Linked DNA regions of Mus musculus: region 1 is linked to region 2. A link is a loop called in an ENCODE intact Hi-C map of the cell type or tissue named here. Cell type or tissue: left cerebral cortex. All regions are shown on one strand. Each heading gives the region's core, and the rest is flanking DNA. Links, peaks and the distances in the headings are about the cores only. Region 1 holds the start of LOC115488070 (a small nucleolar RNA gene). Region 2 holds the start of 5033406O09Rik (RIKEN cDNA 5033406O09 gene).

Region 1 (8,000 bases), core at 1-8,000, 51 kb after region 2:
GGTGGGGTTTGGTGCCTTGAAGCGCTGTTGCCATAGTTATTTCACAGACTGTGCTTCTAGGGCCCAAGAACTGGTATAATCAGGTTCTATTGTGACACTTTCTTGGCTTGATTGTCTTGCTTTATTTTGCTGCAAAGATAGCTTTATGACTGTTGTACATACTAATTGATAAGCAAAGGCTGCTGCTACTAGATCTTATAAAATAAGAATGTGAGGTGACATCATGAAGAACAATGAAAGGCTTGAAAACTGAGAGCAGTTTTGTTAAGCTTAATAAATGAAATCTAAAATATGAATGTACACTTCAGTGCAGGGTGCTATTGGCATTTTGGTATGTTTACAGGAAGTGTTAACTGAAGATTTGGCATAGCCACGATTGATAGCATACGCCATGATTGTCACCATCATAGTTCAAGCACATGCAAAGGCCCCGTGGTGGGAGTGTGCCCAGTATTGCTGGACACGTAGGGAGGCCTGTGAGCTGAGCAAAGTGAGTGAGGGAGTACTGGAAGAGACTGGGTTAGGAAAGTGATGGTGTTCATGATGGGTGAAGAGGTGGGGTGGGTGATATAACTGATGTAATAGTGTCTTCAGGATCAGTGAAGGGAGAAGGAGTTTTTTGTTATAAGAAATGAAACATGATCTCCTTAATGTATCTTAAGTAGTTCTAAACTTCAGGCATTGCTAAACTGACTTTACTACGTTAGGAAAGCATGTGGGGGGTCTTGGGTAAATCTCAAACTCACAGAGATTCTCCCTCCTCTACTGCGCAAGTGCTGGGGTCACAGGTGTGTGTCACGATGCCTGGATCCTTCATTTGCTAAGTTAAAGATAACGTTAACTGTAGGATTGGTAGGATCTCCTAACTTATATAAAAGGTACCTGGCACTTAGTAAATGCTCAGAAGCATACATATAGCCTGCTATGGTGCTGTGGTGGTTTGCTTTTTTAAACTGTGTGTGTGTGTGTGTGTGTGTGTGTGAGAGAGAGAGAGAGAGAGAGAGAGAGAGAGAGAGAGAGAGAGAGAGAGAGAGAGAGAAAGAGAGAGAAAGAGAGAGAAAGAGAGAGAGAGAGGGAAGAAGGGAGAGAGAGGGAGAAAGAGAGAGTCTATGAAAATATGAGACTCTGGGTATGTAAATGCCACAGTGTACATGAAGCAGTCAGAGGCCAGCTTTCCAGAGTCATTCCGTTCTTCCACTCTGGGCTCTGGGCATCACCTGCAGGTCCTCAGGCTTACACAGTGACTGATTTTAGCTGCTGTGCTGGTTGGTTTTTTACCAGCTAGACACAAACTAGGAACATTTGGGGAAAGGGAACCTCAATTTAAAAATGCCTTCATTAGTCTGGCCTGTAGGCAAGTCAGTAGTGCATTTTCTCGATAGTGTTTGATGTGTGAGGGCCCAGCCCACTATGGGTGGTGCCAGCCCTGGGCAGGTGATCCTGAGTTTTATAAGAAAGAACGCAGGCTGAGCAGGCCGTGGAAACCAAGCCAATAAGTAGCCTTCCGTGATACTCTGCTTCAGTTCCTGCTTACAGGTTCCTACCTTGAGTGCCTACCTTGGCTTCCCTTCGTGATGGACTCTAAACTGTAAGCTAAAGAAACCATTTCCTCCCTAAGTGGATTTTAGTTATGGCATTGTATCACATCGATAGAAACCTGCTGAGCCATCTTACTTGTGTGGGTGGTTTTTCTTTTGTAGGTGAGAGGGAATATCATTTATATGCCACTTTTAATGTGTATAAATCAGTGACTTTAGAGTATGACAAGGTGACACTCTGTGGCAGCCATCTCATTTCAGAATAGTTTACCTAGTTCATCTTTGAACTACAGTGAGTATGTATCCCTTATCTGAAGTGCTGACTAGAGTCTCTGATTTACCTCTTATTCCCCTGGATTTCAGAATGTTTCTGTACATGTAAGACTTGGAACTTGAGCTCATGTTTAAGCACAAGATTTGTTTTTTCCCATGCATCATACCTGCAGACTGAAGGAGATTCTGCACGATATTTTTAATATTTTGTCAGATCTGTCACATGGGTCAGGTGTGGAGTCTTCACTTGTGTTTCATGTGATGTTCAGTTTTGAAGTTCAGAGTTTGGATAGGATGCTCAGTTTATATCTGCTGCAGTTGCAGCTCTTAGCAGTTGTGTGTGTTCGTGGCTCCATTTCTGCCTTTCAGGAGAGGAGAGCAGGAATACTCGCATTTTATTTTCTGTTGTGCCACTACCTGATCTAGCAATTGGCACACAGTTGGTATTCCGTAAACATTTGTTGAATGAAGGAAGAGATGACATGCAGGGTATAGTCATCCCATTGTGGGTGTATACGGGTGCGCGGGTGCCTGCAGGAGCAGAGTTTGACCTTCAGGAAGTGCAGCAACCAGTCAGGTTTCCACGGTAGAAGGGTATGTTCTGTACTTGACCTTAGTTAAAAGGCTGGGAAACTGTAGAAGAGTAATTCTGGAGCCAGTGGAGGGTAGAACGTGTGTGGAGAAGGAGAGAAAGAAACTGAGTGCCAAATGAGAGGGCTTAGAGGTAAATGCACGCCACCACCCCTGAAGACCTGAGTGTGATCCCTAAGTCCCTCACGATGGCAGGAGAGAGTCAGCTCCTGACACTTGACTTCCACTGTTGCACTGTGGCACTCTCACAACCCCTTCCCATCTACCACACGGGAGTAAGCAAAATGTAATAATTAAAAAAAAATGCCTTGGAAAAAATGAATGTAGCAAGATCAGTTAAGAGACCAGCTGATTCAGACTTGCCAGAAGAAAAAGGTTCAGTTACAAGTAAGGCTGGTCTGATGGAGTACGAGTGCTTGTGTGAGTGCGTGTGTGTGAGACTTCTTATATGTGTAAGTGTGTGAGTGCATGTGTGTAAGAGTGCTTGTGTGACGTAAGTGCATGTGTGTGTGAGTATGTTTGAGTATGTGAGAGTGCTTGTGAGTGTGTGTGAGTGTGAGTGCATGTGAGCGTGATAGAGGAGGAACAGTGACAGGAGTTGAGGGTGACAGGCTTTCTGCTTCAGCAGCTGGATTTGTCTTCAAGACAGAGCAGATATGCAGCAGTTAGTGTAAGGGGGCTGAGGACGATGTGTTTTCACTGGGCTGTTTGAGATGGTGGCTACTCCAGGTATGGTACTCTTAAATCTGAAGGTCTCAGTGCAGGGCTAACAAGTCTTTCCCTTCAGATTAAGTAGCTTTTAGTGCTGTGTGTTTGATATGAGGGTTGCTGCCTGGGCATCTATACTGTACTGTATACCTCACTTTATACACAGTCAGGTTCTTGAGATGACGAACCCAAGTTTCCCAGATCATGGCTGGACTGCAGCTCTTTCATCTTAGTTATAAAGTACCTAGCTGTTCTATACGCTCGCCTGCCTGCCTGCCTGCTTTCTCTCTCTTTCTCTTTTTCTTTCTCTCAACAGGGTATCTCAAGCTAGTTTAGAACCTGATATATATCATGCATATATATATATTAATATATATACATATATGTGTGTATCTATATTTCAGACTAGCCTTGAACTTGCATCCTCCTATTTTAGACTCTGACTGGAGAAATACTAGTAGAAAGCCACACAGCATGGTAGTTACAAGCTAGGCTTCAGTGCCATGGTGGGCTTCTGATTCTGGCTTTGCCACTCTCTTTTCTGAGGCCTTGGATAAATTATGTAACATCTTTGGGCCTTATCTTCTTCCTCTTTAGTATAGGTGTTTCCTAAGATGGCTGTGTGGCTTGTCAAGCGCTGGAGTGTCAGTATCCATGGTAAGCACTCAGTAAACATTTGCTCTTACGTTTTCTGTTGTATCCAGGAGCCATTGTGGAGATAGGATAGAGACTGCACTCACAGTGTGCTTCCACTCTTCACGCTAGGAGGGCTGGAATGAGATTGTAAAGTCTACCTAGTTGATAGAACACAGAGAACATAGCTTCCTTTTGTTAAAGATGAAAGTTTGCCTGTCTTGTCTAGTATTTCTATTATTCAGACCAACTCAACCAGACCAGTGCAGTTCACCGGGGTTCTGATAAGAGCTGCTTGGCAGCACCTCCCAGACAACCAACCTCACAGGAAACGCCCCTCCCACACTGTGCTTTTTACTTCCTTTAGGACAGTGCCTGCCTGGTGTTTATCTCTGGGCACTCCAGGAAAGCAGGAGTCTGTTTTCCTTTCCCAGTGCAGTATCTTTAGTGCCTAGGACATGGCAAGGCCCCCAGTGGCCTTCAGAAAGTACTGTTTACTGAATGAGCTCAACAGCGTTGGGTGCGTTAATTATACATAGGGTCTGGCCTGCTTGAAATGAGCTCATCATGTAGGATGTAAACAACAGTGCCATGTGAAAAATTCAAGCATGGCAGTACCAGCTGCTGCAGAGCAGGGTGCCAGCAACTATCTTTGCAACCTTCCATGTTGATAAAGGGTTGGAGGCTGGGGGTCAGAGAGAGCTCTGGAAGGATGGAGGTGATGGAGCAGGCCTGTTAGGTAGAAAGGTTGCAAGTCAGAGGCCAAGGTCAGAAATGGAATGCATAATGAGAGAAAGTCACTGGAACTTGAGGCCGGAGGAGGGAGGCGAGGAGGGACTGAGAAAATGTAGGTGGAGGCTAGAGTCTGAGGGCTAACCCTGACTGCATGTGAGTTTGAACTGGATTCTGAGGAAAACATGAAACTGGAAAAGGGGCTTTAAAATGTGTATGTTATTGTGGTAAGGTAAAAGTTACCACGTGATTGTCCAGTTCAGGTGGCAGGGGATGTGTTCACACTGTCCACCATTGCCCATCTACAGTACCTTCCTGTCTTCAAACTAAAACTACGATTGGAGCTTTTAAGTTGAACTGAGTGTCTTCCAGTTAAAGCTGGTATGACTGGAGTTGGAGAAAGGAGTCGTTTGAAGTAAAGACAGAGTATGAGCTGAGCCATCAGCATAGTTGTCAAAGTCCTTTAAACTCTCAGGATCTTCATTCTTTTGTGTGAGACCACTACAGTTTACCCAGCTTGGCAAGGTTAGGTGCTGCAGCATGGAAGCTGGATACAGAGAGTTGCAGGGCTCCATCTCAGCCTGGAAGTCATACAATGGCACGGCTTCAGCACGCTGGGAGGCTGTAATCTGAGGTCTAAGGGGCAGCCTGACTTGTTGGTACCTGAGGCGTGATTATAGAGCACACAGGGTATAGTTAAAGCTCCTTATGCTGCCTGAGTCATCAGAAAGGGGTAAACACTGTCAGTGATGTCTAGAGATGATGCACTGTCGAGTGCTGTGTGCAGTAGGACACGATGGAACTACAAGTCTCATTTTTCAGTGTCCAGGAGCTGAGCAGAAAAGTAAAAAGATTCAGTACAATTAACCCATCATATCCAAAGCATTTCAGCATACAGTATTGAAGTATTAATGACATATTAAATTCCTCGGCTGAGTCTCAAATTCCAGAACATGCTTTACACATAAAATTTACCTCAATTCATGCTAACCATGTTCTTTAAAAAAAAAAAGATTTATTTATTTATCTATTTATTTATTATTTATATGTAAGTACACTGTAACTGTCTTCAGACACTCCGGAAGAGGGCATTTTGATCTCATTACAGATGATTGTGAGCCACCATGTGGTTGCTGGGACTTGAACTCAGGACCTTCTGAAGAGCAGTCAGTGCTCTTAACCACTGAGCCATCTCTCCAGCCTGTTAACCATGTTTTTAAGTTCTCAGTAGCCATGTGGTGTGGTTTAGGTAAAAGAGCTACCATCCTGTAGTTTTAATTCCTTAAAGTCCATGGAAGGGCTTTGGTTTGCCTTTTTTTTTAAAAAAAAAAAAACCTGGAACTTGCTATGTAGACTAGGCTAGCCTCAAAATCAGAGATCCACCTGCCTTTACTTCCTGAGTGCTAGGATTGAAGGCTTGTACCACCATGCTGGGCCTGGAAGGGCTTTTATTATAGTTGTTAACATTTGCTTTGATGTTTGATGTTGTAGGATAGTGAAGTAATGAAGGAATATATTTGGGGAGGAAAGACTCTCATGTCCTACCTAGCAGTGTGATCTTGGGTGAATTACTTAATTTCCTTGTCTCAGTTTCCTAATATATAGAGTGAACATCATAGTGTAGGAGTTAGGATTAACTGAACTGCTGCAGTGTAAAGACCCCACAAGATCTGGCACATAACAAGCACTAAGGTATGCTCCGAAATGCTTAATGGTTTTGTGTCAGTTCATTTCAGACATTTTTGCTAAGGAGATTGCTTTAGATAAGGGCTTACCAAACAAGTTTTCACAGGTGAAAGAAATGTTACATTATCCTTTTATAAGGATTCTTTTTCATTGGTGTCTTCGGACAACTAATTTTCAATAAACAACTGTTGTTTGCTACAACATTTGAGTCTACCCCAACAACTATAGGAATAGTATAATTAATGATTAAATGATTTAGGATTCTAATTAAGGTATAGGAAAATTTGAAGGGATGATTTAATCAACATTTAATTGCCAGTACTGTTATAATTAAGCTACTCTTTCTCTCTGAAATACTTCATTAGCCCTACTGTGTCTGGGGAGACTTTCTAGTTTTCATTTTTCTGATTTTTCAATTAGTATATTTTAACACACTGGATTATTTTGAGTTTTACTTTCTATTCTTTGTAAATGAAATATGAGAGAATAGCAGAAATAAGATCAGAGTGTAAAAAGATGACCATTTAGCAGGAAGGCAGGAGAGGAGGCCCTGTGTTGTTTTGCAGAGTGAGACAGGCAGGGTGGATAACCATGCCATGGTGTGGTTGATTGTCTGGTCAGTGTATCCAGACTGCTGTGCCTAATAAGGCCATCTTGGCAGACTCCTTGCCGCCTGGCTCTGCTTTGCTCTCTTCTCTGTCAACTGCAGCACTGCCTGTCCAATCCCCCATTCCTGTCCACAACTAACTCCTTTCCTGCCCAGCCTACTTGTTGCTTCCTTTGGGAAGTCTTTTCTGATCCTGGAGTCTGGGCTCCTCCCCATGGGATCTCTTGGCACTTGGCAACTCCACATTGTAGTTCTCTGTTCTCTTAGGTCTCAGGTCCAGTGAGGAAGTAAGCCTTGGGCCAGTCTTTCTGACCTTGTATGTCCAGAGTCTGGCTCAGGGCCAGGTTGGACTCAGTAACATTTTCCTAAATGAATAGAGAGTGAGCCTGCAAATGTACCCAATTTATGTTATATACAAAGTAGCAGTTTGTTTTGTGTGAGTATTGATGTTTCCTGCCTGTTGTACTATAAGCTTTGCCACAAAGAGACAAGAAAACTTGGTAGTCTACTCTTAATCTTTTTATATGAATGTTTACCTGTATAATTGAATATACTTCAGATATCTCAGTTAATAGAGAAAAGCCTATGGTCCAGTTGGTTTCCTGTCCTTTTGGAGAATTTCCAGGAATAGATACCTGACCCTGAATGGCTTGGAAGGGAGAGTGGGACTTTTAAAAGTAACAGTAGGGGCTGGAGAGATGGTTTAGGGATTAACTCCATTTCCTGGGGATCTAACGCCCTCTTTGGACTTCTTTTGGGCACTGGGAATGCACTTTATGCTCAGTCAGGCAAAACACACACAAACTATGTATGTATGTATGTTTATGTTAAATATATATTAAAAGTAGTAGTAGCAGCTGAGTGTGGTACCCACATCTTTAATCCCATTACTCATGAGGCAGAAAAAGGGTCTTTGTGAGTTTAAGGTCACCTTAGTCTACATAGTGAGTTCCATACCAGCCATAGCTACAAAGTAAGACCCTGTCCTTAAAAAGAAAAAGAAAGAGAAAAAGAAAAATAGCCCTTGGCAATGGGCAAAGAGACACCTTGTTGATGCTGGTGTTCTTAGTCAGGGGCAGAGTAGATGGCAGTCCTTTGTTCATCCTAGCCTGATGCCTGGCTTGGAGGCCAAAGCTGTCTTACGCCTAGGACATATAAAAATCAATTCAAATCAAAACCAGGTAGCACAGTTGGAGGAGGAAGACAGAGAGACCTGTGGATGACTACACCAC
Region 2 (12,568 bases), core at 2,688-10,687:
GTCCTATATCCAGCCACCAATCTACACCTTTTATAGGAGGCTCTGAACATCTGGGGATTTTTATATCTGGAGAAGTCCTCTCTTTCTCACTCATGTACGCATGCACACATGCAAACATGCACATAAAATAAAGATGTCCTTAGTGTCACTCCTGGCCAGAATGCCCTTCCTGCATCCCTCACTCACCACAACTATCTCATGCTGACCTCACCCCTCAGGCCGTGTACTAGGGTTCTCTAGAGGAACAGAACTGATAGACTGAGTGTATATATGTAATTTATACATTTTAAATGTTTTATTAGAAATAGCTTACAGGCTGTGATCTGGTCCAGCTAGTCCAGCAACAGCTGTACACCAGAAGAAGGTCTAAGAATCAGTCTGTGAGGCTGGCCGTCTCAGCCGATCTTCAGTATATGCTGGAATCCTAAAGAAGCAGGCTCTAATGGCCAGGAGAGGAATGGACTTGCCAGGCAGAGCAAAAGCAAGCAGGGGAAAAGAATAAACTTCTTTATCCCATGCCCTTCACCTTTATCTTCTGCCAGCAGAAGGTGTGGCCCGGATTAAAGATGGATCTTTCCATCTCAAAAGATCTGGGGTTAAAGTAGGTCTTCCCGCTTCAAATTATTGTTTTTAAATACCCAGCTTCTTGAGTTTTAGCCACCACAGGCAAGTTTCCAATCTCTTCAGAACCCAGGTTCAGACCCTCCCCTTCTTGACCACCCAAATCTGTTAGATCCCCACCCACTCAGTGTTTGAGCCGATACAGGTCAACCTAGCTTCTTGAGTTTTAGCCACCACAGGCAAGTTTCCAATCTCTTCAGAACCCAGGTTCAGACCCTCCCCTTCTTGACCACCCAAATCTGTTAGATCCCCACCCACTCAGTGTTTGAGCCGATACAGGTCAACCTAAGTCTACTACAGGTGGAAAGTGGGCTGACTCTAGGCTCACGTGTACACATGACAGCCTCTGACTCCACTCCCAATCTTCTTTATCTCCCCACTTGTCAATAAAAGCAGCTGGGAGCACGAAGAAGAGTGAAGCCCAGGGCCCACAGGTAGCCATCCTGAGATGGCCTCTCTCAGGAGCTCATGGTGCCCAGATCTACTGACAGGTCACAGGATCCTGGGTCCTAGTTCTGTGGCTGGCCCCTGAATCCAAACAAGTTGTCTCTGTTACTTTTCTATGGCCATAATGAGACACCATGAGCAAGATAAACTTTAGAAGAAAGTACTTAATTGGGGGCTTGCTTATAGTCTGAGAGGGTGAGTCCTTACCATCATGGAGAGGAGCGTTGTGGCAGGCAGGCATCGTGCTAGAGCAATTGCTAGGAGCTTTTGTAGATCTTATCTGCAAGATGCAGGAAGAGAGATGGAGACTGGACCTAGCATAGGCTTTTGAAACCTCAAAGCCAACCACCTGTGACATACCTCCTCCAACAAGGCCACATCTTCGAACCTTTCCAAGAACCAAATATTCAAATCTATGAGCGAACAGGAACTGTTCTCATTCCAACCACCACACAGTCAAGGAAAGGACAGCTCTCTGTTGCTCTGAGGGCTTCTGACTTGCTTCCTTCCACACCTCTTCCTGAGTCTGTCTCCTGGTGCCCTCCTGTGCCCGCCACAGAGGATGGCATTGTGCAGTGACCTCCATGATGCCCACATGTCATTTACTTATATCATCCTCCTGCAAAGTGATTCCCTCCTCTTTTTCTGGTCCAAATATCCACGCAGGGGCAAGTCAATAGCCTTGTCATCTTTCTGTACTTAGCGATAGGTCTCTAGCAAGCCAAGGACAAACTTCCCTGGGGCAGAGGTCTCCCATGGTCCAATCAGAGCAGGCAGTAGGAAGAGAGATGGCTTCCTTTCCTCCCCGTGGATCCTACACAATCTCTGTCCAAAGTCTTCATCTAGGTTTCTAATGATTGACATGTAAAACTATGTGCAGTAGCTATTCATTTACTTTTGAGATGTCAGGGATGGAACCCAGCGCCTGCCACATGCCAGACAAGGACCCTGCCAGCAATCACCACGCCTCACTCCGTGCAGTTTTACTTAAGTTCTAAAGACTGACAGGTCATGGTATGTCAGCCATTGCCTCTGATCTAGAAGACTAGGCTTAGACTTGGGTAGCAACAGTTAATGGTGGGAATGGAGCTTGGGGCTGGGCACCGTGGCACTGGACAGCCTATTCCCACCCAAAGCACACGATGACTGCCTTCTCCCAAGCAGCTGGTGTGGATGCAGGGGAATGGACAGGCAGGTTCCTTGCCTTGGCAAAATAAACATCCCCTTTGCTGGGCCTCCATTTCATTCCGCTTCCCCTGCCTCTTGGAGAAGCCTGCAGTGGCCACTGTGTCTGTTCTCAGATTCTGGTAATGGCCAGCCATAGGCGCTCCTGAGGCTGGTCATCCCCTGGGCAGATGTAGCCATCCCTTCCCTCCAGGAAATTAGTTCAGAACTCAACAGCCAGTATCCAATTGCCTGTTAAAGAGTAACTTACACCCCATATTACACTTGAGCCCGGGAGTAAATATCCAGGGGAAGTGTTTATTCTCGTACATGAACAAAGCATCTTTGTTTGCTGGCTGTGCCAGCACCAGGCTCTGGATCACGGGATCCAGCTGGCTGAGGCCTAGGGAACATTTATCCTCATGGTGTCTCAGTTAACCCTTGCAGATGGGTATATCCCACAGGCCTTTTCTCTCACTGGTGGGGGGCTGACACGGCTGATACGTCATCAAGGAGACAGGAAGGCATTGCTCTCTTCCTGCCAAGACCCTATAAGAGGAGGTAGGGAAGGGGACATTAGGGGGATTCGTCCCTGTCTGGAGCAGCTGATTCTCTGGAAGGAACTTGGAGGAAAGATACCAGTGTCCTTTAACGGATCCAGGTAAACTCATCTCTTCCACCTCCCCTGGGGTCTCTCAATGTCCCAGCGCTCAGCCTTGGCTGCTCCGCCAAGACTCTGAGAGAGCTCTGTTTAAGCACATCTATTCTGGGCCCCAGCCTAGAATTCAGCTCCTGGAGTGAATCTGGTCAATGTTGTCAACAGAAAGCTCCTTGGTGGCTTCAGAATATTAGGGCAGAAGGGAACAATATGGAGGATACCGAAGAGAAGATGTGCCATCAGGTGATGACTACATGGAGGCTCGTCACAAGCTCTGGTCCTTCTCCGAAAAAGCTCCACATGGAAACTTCTTCCCACAGCACAGTGTCTTCAAACACTCCCTTAAAGACGGAGACGGCGGTCACTGCTGAGATCAGATGGGACTGAGACAATGCAGGCAGGCACGAAGACCCGGGTAGGAAGGGCTGGGGGAATCTCAGTGGTCAAGAGCACTTGTTCTTGCAGAGGATTCTGTTTCGGGGACCCACATGGCAGCTCACGCCTGTGGATCTGGCACACTCTTCTGCTCACCACAGGCACCACATGCATAAGATGAAAACGCCCATGTGCCACCACCTCCTGCATTTCCAAGACCGTGTACGTAGCTTTAGTTCAGTGTCGAGAAGATGCCAGACCCACCTTACTCGTTATATGCAGAGAATGGCAAGTGTCCACACTGCCCTGGACCCCATCCTCAGCTCCCCAGCTGGCATCTCCTTCCTGGCAGCTGCCAGGACCGTGCTGCATGACCCTCTAACATCCCCAACTATAACGCATAGCTGCAAGCTACCCTGAAATGGCCTGTTGTTTACATATGAGGTCAGAAACTGTTAGCTTCCGTGTTGGCATCTGTCTTAAAAGCAAAAGCAAACATCAGGTGGACAATGTTTCAAGCCACATACCCTGCTCTTGCTGGCAGAACCACAGCCATGTTGGAGGCTCGCACTTCAAATCCCCTTCATAGGCTGCATTCTTCAGTCAGTCTTTTTGCTCTAAGGACGATGGAACTGTATCTGTACAGCAAGGCCACCAAGCCCAACAGCTGCCCAGATAGCAGCTAACAGAGCACAGAGCTCCAACTGTTTAGGATGAATCATGAGCCGTGATGATAAATTCATGCTTCACCAAAGAAAAGTATCTAAACATTTGAAGATGTAAGTATTGGAAAAGATTTCACAATATTAATGCTGTGAAATTTTGAAAAATATAAAAAAGGAAAAACAAACCTTGAGTCTTATTAACATACTGAGCAAATGCCAGATCTAGTGAAGAATGCTGGCCCTAAATTACTTGATTTAAAAGGACAAGTGGGCGAGCGGTTGCTGAGCTGGCTCAGGAGGTGAGGGTGCCTGTGCCTGCAGCCAAGCCTGACGACCTGAGACTGAGGCTCACTTGGTGGAAGGAGAGAACCAGTCCTCTGAGCGCCACTCCTATACAGTGCTCTCTCTCTCTCTCTCTCTCTCTCTCTCTCTCTCTCTCTCTCTCTCTTTCTCTCTCTCTCCCTCCCTCTCTCTCTCTCTCTGAAATAAATAAAAACATTTATATGAATAGTGAAATATGAAAAAAATTAAAGGGTTTTAAAGACCCTGGGGAAAAGAATTTTTAGCAAAATACAAAATTCAGGCATCCCTTTCTTGAGCCTTATAATTCTTTACTGTGAAATGGCTTAGGGCGGCTGTCCTACTTTAAGTAACAGAGTTGAGAGCTGAGCGAAGAAATGTAATTTGGATTATAAAATTCTGCTGTAACAAAAATTTCTTTAAAACGAAGAAGAAAAGCTTGTGGGAGTCCAGCTAGTATGGCCAGCCCCAAGGTTCCCAAGGCCCACTGAGCAGTGGACCAGGATTACAAGGAACCCTCAGGCCCACACCATAGCTGAGGGTGAAGGTGGCCCTTACCACTGGGCACCTGTGGCTTTGTGTAGCTAGTGGTCTCCAAGGAGACTGAAACAAGGTAGTCCAGTGGAGCCAGCCCTGGGGAACCAGGCCAACAACACTGCCCGGTGCTGGGGATGGCCTTAGCCTGAGTCAGTCAAACACCAGGGATGGAGGCAGGTCAGCTGAGGGAGGCCCATTTCTGAAGAATGGAGTAAGACCATGGTCTGCCAGATGCCTGGATTTACTATTTCAGGCTGGCAAATGGTAAGCAACCTTGAATCAGAAGGAAGCCAGGCTTAGGACACAGGTGAGCATCTCCAGCACTTCTCTTCTGACGGATGCTTGCCCTAATTACCACGTTGGCCCCTTTGACCAAAGGGCATATCACATATCACACCCCACCCACCTGGCAAGCCTGCCCTTTCTATAACAGCGTATACCTGGCCCTGACATGGGTCCTAGGGGACAGATACCCAGTAGAGAGGCCACTCCACGCTGGTGAGGTAGGAGGATTGGCATTTCCCCGTAGGAGTAGGGGTGAGAACACCTAGGAGCAGCCAGTACAGAAGTGGGTCAGAGTTGATATCCTGGAGCGCAAGGTCCAGCTTTGCAAACCCAGCCTGGCCAGCAGAGGGGCCTGGTGTCTGAAAGGGAGAACATGTGGCCAGATATCATGCCTCAATAACTCCTCCAGGTCCCAGAGTGCTTATGTGCCATCCCCAAACCCAACACAGCTGGCGTCACAACATTCCCCAGCATCCCTTGCTGCCCTGTGGCTGGGGTCCTGGTCATCATTCCTTGCTGCCAGGTCAAGCCTGCTCCTCCTAGCCCTCTCCCAGACCCTGAGCCAATCAATCCAACACACACACACACACACACACACAGAGCCCCAACCTTCTCATAGATAAAATGGGGTCATGATTGCTGCGGAGGACATGGCTGTAGATGGGGCCCTTTGCAGCAGGGACAGGCTCTAAAGTCAGTTCCTACAAACTGAAGCAATAAGAGCTCCAAGAGAGACCTGCAGAGGCGGGCTGTATGCACCGTGATACCATGATTTAAAACCTGCACATATTAGCAGACATTGTGGCTCACCTCTTTAGTCCCAGCACTGGGGAGGCAGAGGCAAGGTGGATCTCTGGAGTTCAAGTCTAGCCTCGTCTACATAGGAAGTTCCAGGCTAGCCAGGACTACACAGTGAGAATCTATCTAAAAACAAACAGCACTAACAAAAAAATCCATCCACATATGTAAATAGTACAAAATGAATCCAAAACCAGAATAGTGAATGCATCCTGAAGAGGGGACGAGATCAGATGGGACTTGTCAAGACGAACTTTAAATTTATGGCCAATGCTTCAGTTTTTACAAAACTATACTCAAGAATTACTATGCGGCTTTCTGTCCTCATTTTATTTGCTTTGTGTTGTTGCTGTTTGCAGATAGGATCTTCCTCTGAGTAGCCTGGGTGATTTGTATGTACACTGTCTAGCCTAGCATTAAACTCATGGCAGCCTCCAGCCCCAACCTCCCCAGTACTGACATCATGGGTATGCACCACCATGCCTGGCTTCCCATGTGATCTTAAACAATAAAATGTAAAGTAACATTTTATTGCAAGTTTGTAGAGAGATTGGCACCCTTGGAGTCTAATAAGGTCACCTTACGGCTACCCTAGCTCCTCTCATCTCTAAGCCTCTGGGCAAGGAGTGCACACAGTGCTGCCTATATGCTGACCTCAGGCTAGCCTCTATGTCAGCTGGGTCTGGGGAAACTCTGGCCCCATGGGAGTTTCTGGAAGAGCCAAATGCCAGGGCTCCACCAAGTATTTCTTTTACATTGGGAAGACCCCCAAACAACGATCATGTTTTCCATCCCAAACACTAGAGGAGTTCCCATCAAAGGAAAAGACGTATCAGATCAAAGCGAACAAGGTGACAAAATCCTCAGCTAAACCAACGGAGTCTAGTACACTGGCTCCTAAAACCAAAAGAGTCTAGCACAGTGGTTCCTAGTGGCAGGGAAGTAGCAGAAAGCAGATAAGCCCAGGGTCTCTCCAGACACCCGCCACACACTTATGGCCTCAGTGCTTAAAGGACCCTTCCTGCATGCAGTGCCTTTCCAAGCCCCACAGGCAGACCTCCCTGATGGGTAGCCAAGCTTTTCCAATGTGCTCTGCCCAATCCTTCCTCCAGGTCCAAATTCTCTGGCCTCTAAGCCAGCCAAGTGTACCCACTATCTACCCCTTTCCTGTGGTCACAACCAGCAAACACTCCCAGAAGACTACCCCAGGCCGGACCCCACAACCCAGCCTCCCCACTCACCCATAGGCTCCGGTGGCCTCTCCAGATCTGTCATCTTAGTCCTAAAGATCCCACTGTGACTAGGAGTACATCTGTCTAGGTGAGCCTATGGTGTGTCCTTCCCAGGAGAGCATCGTGAAAGGCGAGTTCCGGGGCCACCCTCCCAGGAGACCTCAGGTGCTGCCCAGTGACCCCTGGGCTGAGGAAGCTGAGGAAAGGTTGCAGTTGAAAAGGGACAACAGTATGGTCACAATTGAGGGAGGGTGCCATGGTGGCTTTGGAGGGTGCTGGAGACAATACAAGGCTTACAATGGCCTCACCAGAAGGCAAAGGTCTAAGAAGCTGCCTGACAGACGGGAGGGATACCAAGTACCAGACAGGTGGAGCCTAAAGCAAAGATGTCCCCAAGAGGGCAGTAGAAGACCAGTGCCTAGGCCAAGGCCTGTCTGAGAGGTAGCCAGGAAAAAAAGGAAGTGCTGGGCCCAGACCTAAGTGTCACAGGAAGAGCTCTCAACTCCTGAGCCCAGCTGAAAGGCTCCCTGGTTGCTTCCACTTTCCAGACCCCAGCCTGGACCTGATGCCCGTGTAGCACATAGATGAAAGACAGCACACTCTACTGGAGTCCTGTCCAGGGTTAACAGTCCTCAACTGCAGATGAGGTGGCAATACCAATCAGCAAGGTAGTGTATGACCATATGACAGTGAACTTAGGTGACTGAAGTCCCTCAGGACACAACAGTCTGGGATAGGTGAGAATGGAAATCAACTTAAAACCAGGGAGAGAGACAAGAAGGCTACCCTGCTGCCCCAGCAGTCTAGGAGAGAATGGGTATCCGAGCTGTGCAGACTGTGGAAGCCCCACTCTGCAGGAAGAAGGTCTCCCTAGGAGACAGCAACAGATGCCACAGACTGGCCCTGGCCATGCTCATCCCGCTTTCAGGGACCCATGAGTCCCTCCTCCCCCAGCCCCACCTAGATGAGGATACAGGAGAGCCAGGCTCAGTGATGACTCCGGGAGCAGAAGGAAGTCCTGAGTCACCCTGGCCGGGAGCAGGAAGTGGTTATCACCAGAACCAGCACTCCCAAAGCCCAGGAAGCCAGAGTGTGACGTCACAGCGGTGATGTCACCAGCCAGCAGGGATAGGAAGCATCTGCCAGGTCCCCAGCAGCCAGCCCTGTGCTTCTCCGTTCATCCTCTGTCCCTCTGTCCACCATGCGTGCTGTAGTTTACCCTGGGCACCGTGGCTGGCTGGGAATAGCTGAGTGAGGGCCTTGTCTAGTCTAGTAGGACACAGTGTGTGGTTCAGAGCTGGCAGGCGGGGCCTGGGCGGCTAGGGGGCGGGGCCGTGCCTGGGACCGCCCTCAGGAAAGGCCTCACTGAGCAGTTGGTGGTGTCTGCTTTGGGGCTTTGCAGGGCTGTGGGCCAGAAAAGATTCCATTATGAACTGTAAGCTTTTGTGAATGTGGAAGGTTTGTAACTAGTTAGGCATTCTTTCCCACCCCCCCTTCCCGCCCAACCCCATCACACATACAATGGAGGTGGCTCTGGTCTCAAAGTTCCTTGGGAAGCCAGGTTCCCAGATGAGAACCAGAGTTGAGCAAACAAGTTCCAGGGGATATGAGGGAGGGGGACCTGGTGAAAGCCTGGCAGTGTCCGCGGGCACCTTTCCGTGGAGTTCTCAGACATGTCGCTATTGCACCCTGCTCTGTGCCTGCATGCTCCTCTGTGTTCAGAGAAGTGAGGAGGAAGAGGAGGATGCCCTCTGGGCTGAAGAGGAGTAGCTAGGGGTGCCACTTAGTGGAGCTTGGTATGAGGGCTGCCCCGAGGCCTGACCTGCTTCCATGGCTGGGGCATATCAAGGACAGCACGGGAAGCGGGCTTAGCCTTTACTTCTGGCAGGGGCAGCCTCCTACAGCCTCGCAGTGGGTGAGGACCCCATCCAAGGACGGTATGCAGGGACTGAGTGCCCCCTCAGTCTCTCCCTCAAGGCCCACGTGCAAGCCATCAGGAGTCTTCCCCCCAGGGTTCATTCAGCTTTGGGATACATCAGGTCTCCAGAGCGACCTGGAAGAGTGCCTGGCCCTCACTCCCACCCCTACATCCCACACAGGAAGCATCTGGGGAAACAAGATAAGCAGCATGCCGGGTGGTCACAGCAGCTGGGGGTGGGGTGGGGGGAGGGCAGGCCGGCTGGGTCAGCAGCTCTCTTGTCCAGCTCTTACCCAGACCTACCCTACAGTTCACACCGAGCGAGGCTCCCCAGAAGTGTGTCGTGGATGGTCTTCAGGTGGGGAAGGACTGGGGTTCATGGCATTTCTCTCTACCAGGGTCTTAGTTGAGCTGTGATTTTAGTAAATTATGATTGGGCAAGTCATCCCATCATGAGGTGGCACCAACAACAACATCGCCCACACACACTGGTGCCTAAAGGACTTTATCACTCGGCCACATCACCTCTATAACCAAAAAAATAACAAGGCACTTCAAAACCAATAAAGTGACAGTCCCCAAGCCCAGCGGGCTGCAGATGATATCTTATCAGGGCAGAGTTGAACTCCCATTCGGGTCAGGGTCCAGAGGCTCCAGGCTACCAGCCTCACAAGGGTTGTGACCTTGGTGACCAGTCTCATGGGCCTCCAGGGAGGCTACCTGGTGACTCAGCCTCTTCCTACAGCCCTGTAAATAGCCAGAGTCCATCCACACGGAGGCTGTGTGAAACTGCCTCCACCAGGAAGGGAAGTTTTAACTGGCCCAGAACCCCACAAAGCCCCAAAGCAGACACCACCAACTGCTCAGTGAGGCCTTTCCTGAGGGCGGTCCCAGGCACGGCCCCGCCCCCTAGCCGCCCAGGCCCCGCCTGCCAGCTCTGAACCACACACTGTGTCCTACTAGACTAGACAAGGCCCTCACTCAGCTATTCCCAGCCAGCCACGGTGCTCAGGGTAGACCGCAGCACGCATGGTGGACAGAGGGACAGAGGATGAACGGAGAAGCACAGGGCTGGCTGCTGGGGACCTGGCAGATGCTTCCTATCCCTGCTGGCTGGTGACATCACCGCTGTGACGTCACACTCTGGCTTCCTGGGCTTTGGGAGTGCTGGTTCTGGTGATAACCACTTCCTGCTCCCGGCCAGGGTGACTCAGGACTTCCTTCTGCTCCCGGAGTCATCACTGAGCCTGGCTCTCCTGTATCCTCATCTAGGTAGGGCTGGGGGAGGAGGGACTCGTGGGTCCCTGAAAGCGGGATGAGCATGGCCAGGGCCAGTCTGTGGCATCTGTTGCTGTCTCCTAGGGAGACCTTCTTTCTGCAGAGTGGGGCCTCCACAGTCTGCACAGCTCGGCTCCCCATTCTCTCGTGAAGGTAGGCCAGGAACTGGGTTTCCTAATGAGTGACCAGGAAAACGGAACTTTCAAGGGGCGTGTCTGTTTAATGAGGAATCAGCCTGAATGGAAGCCAACCCAGTGCCTTTCCAGGTAGGCAGGCCAAGGCCAGAGGAAGGAAAGCTGGGTCTCTGTTGGAGCAGGAGGGCAATATGGCTTAGGCTTGGGGAGAGAACACAGGTGCCACCGTAGCCACAGTGTCCATGAGCCCCATCCCCCACCATGCTGGCCAAAAAGAAACAATTGATGAACAGAAGGGAGGAAAGATGCCTCCAGCAAAATCAGGCAGGAGGAGACCAGAGCTGTCATTGCGCTCTCTGTCCCCAGCAGGCCGAGCTCGCACTGTCATGGGGTGGAGGAGGCTCAAGCCGCCCTAATTAGAATATCAGTTAGACCCTGCTTTTCCTGACCTGCTGCTTCGAAAGCTAATTCTTTGTGCTTCCACAAGGCAGGCCCTACAGGGACAGAGGGGCTTAGGAGGCACAGCCAGAGGGCTCAGGCTCTCAAAACCCAGGTCTGCCTTGCAGGGCCAGTTTTGGGCCTTTAGTCTGGGATGGACAGACGGCTGGCCATCCTCATGAATCGCCATGGTGCCCAGTCTGGACGGTCCATGCGGCCCAGAGCAGAGGGAAGGGGGCTCAGCAGTGATGAAGATGGCTACAGGAATGTGCAGGCCCAGCCTCCTGTGGTGGGGAGTCCAGAGCTGCTCAGACTGACTGGAATTCCTGTTGCTCATGCACGCTTCTGGCTTCTTTTTCGGTTCTAGGTACAAGCTGTTGTCATGAAGCCTGGAGTTTTTCCGAGATGCCAGAGGCAGCAGCGCAGTGCTCTTGTTTCTCATCTAAACCTGTCCCTTTCTCAGAACAGAGCCCGCGTGTGTGATTCCTTCGTGGTCCCAGAGCGGGTCATCTTGCTTGCAGGGTAGCCTTGGGGCACCACTGCTTGTCAGGGTTGAGCAGAAAGGCAGACCAGAATCCTCTGAGTCCCCCTCCCACTTCCAGCTGGTTGACTGACATTCCACCCGACCAGAAGGAACCAGAGGAGGAAGAAGGCCTGAGAAACTGGAGGGAGGCTGCTCAGGCGGTTCTGTAGAATGTTCTAGAATACCTAGAAAAAAAAAAATAAAGCACCCAACAGGCTGAAGCAAGGAAATTACTGTAGGTAGTGAGTTCTTGGCCAGCATGGGCTACATGGGTGTAACTCTGCATAGAATAACCAACCAACCAACCAACCACCAAGGCTGGAAAACTGGCTTGGCAGTTAAGGGCAAGTCCTGCTCTTGGAGAGGACCCAAGTTTAGTGCCCAGCATCTACACCGGGTGGTTCACAACCACCTGCATCTCTGGAGAACACAAAAACTTCTTTTTCGTGTGTGGTTTTGTTTGTTTGCTTGTTTGAGACAGGGTCTCCTTGTAGCCCACCTGTACTGGAATTCACTCTGTAGACCAAGCTGGTCTAGAACTCAGATTTGCCAGCCTCCTGAGTGCTGGGATTAAAGGCATGCGCCAGCACTGCCCAGCTTCGACAATGTCTTTTGGCCTCCATGAATACTTTAAGTCATATGTGTGCACACACGAGAACACATGTGCTCTTGCACATACACACTCACACACACCAATAAAAATCTTAACAAGAAAAAACCATCCCGAGCACTAATTCTTAGGGCCTGGACTTTGGGTTGGGGAGCCAGGTTTGCACTGCAGCGGGGCTGGCCCTCACTTCCAGGCTGGGGAAGCTATCCAGCTCTTCCAGCTTCTCCTCAAATGGGCCACGGCCATGGTAGAAGACAGACCTCCTTCATGCAGCAGCACGGAAGCCAGCTCTGGAAACACCTACCCGGGGAAGGGAGGGATCCAGCTCCAGGGGCTGCCTTAGGAAGGCAGGACGACTCGCCTGAGATCACACAGGACCATCAGGACCGTCGCAGGGTCTGTAGATATATGTGTATTTCTCCTGAAATCGGGGAAAATAAACTCATTTTCTGAGGAAAATGTTTATAAATGTGTGATGTTGACATATTTGTCTTTCTAGTGTTACATAGCAGACTGGGAATCACAATGGAGGCGCTCACACGTGTCACTCACTGACAGACTTTGCCAACCCCAAACCAGCTGTTA

What was found. Hi-C counts contacts between places; a loop is a spot of excess contacts. Peaks named below come from ENCODE experiments on the same cell type or tissue, not always from the same donor. Only the 100,000 strongest peaks of a DNase experiment are listed, where the experiment ranks them.
Region 1: a loop joins it to region 2, with 2.2 times the contacts of the local background. A loop is called at or near these places in 11 of 42 quality-filtered maps.

Annotation. Positions count from the first base shown.
Region 1 is chr12:111,893,235-111,901,234 of GRCm38, reverse strand. The region is part of intron 1 of Ppp1r13b (protein phosphatase 1, regulatory subunit 13B); the gene reads left to right. It overlaps LOC115488070 (a small nucleolar RNA gene), which reads left to right and starts at 7,788; the gene lies at 7,788-7,926. In left cerebral cortex, for the core only: no CTCF peak of the experiment used is centred there; no DNase peak of the experiment used is centred there; H3K27ac peaks cover 1,585 bases.
Region 2 is chr12:111,941,861-111,954,428 of GRCm38, reverse strand. It overlaps 5033406O09Rik (RIKEN cDNA 5033406O09 gene), which reads left to right and starts at 9,947. Exons shown (of 3, transcript NR_029464.2): 1 at 9,947-10,272; 2 at 10,363-10,544; 3 at 11,218-12,438. It overlaps Gm36757 (a long non-coding RNA gene), which reads right to left and starts at 8,471. Exons shown (of 3, transcript XR_003950158.1): 1 at 8,057-8,471; 2 at 3,112-4,028; 3 at 279-2,781. In left cerebral cortex, for the core only: a CTCF peak has its summit at 7,478 (motif pointing right); a DNase peak (open chromatin) is centred at 7,498; H3K27ac peaks cover 1,239 bases.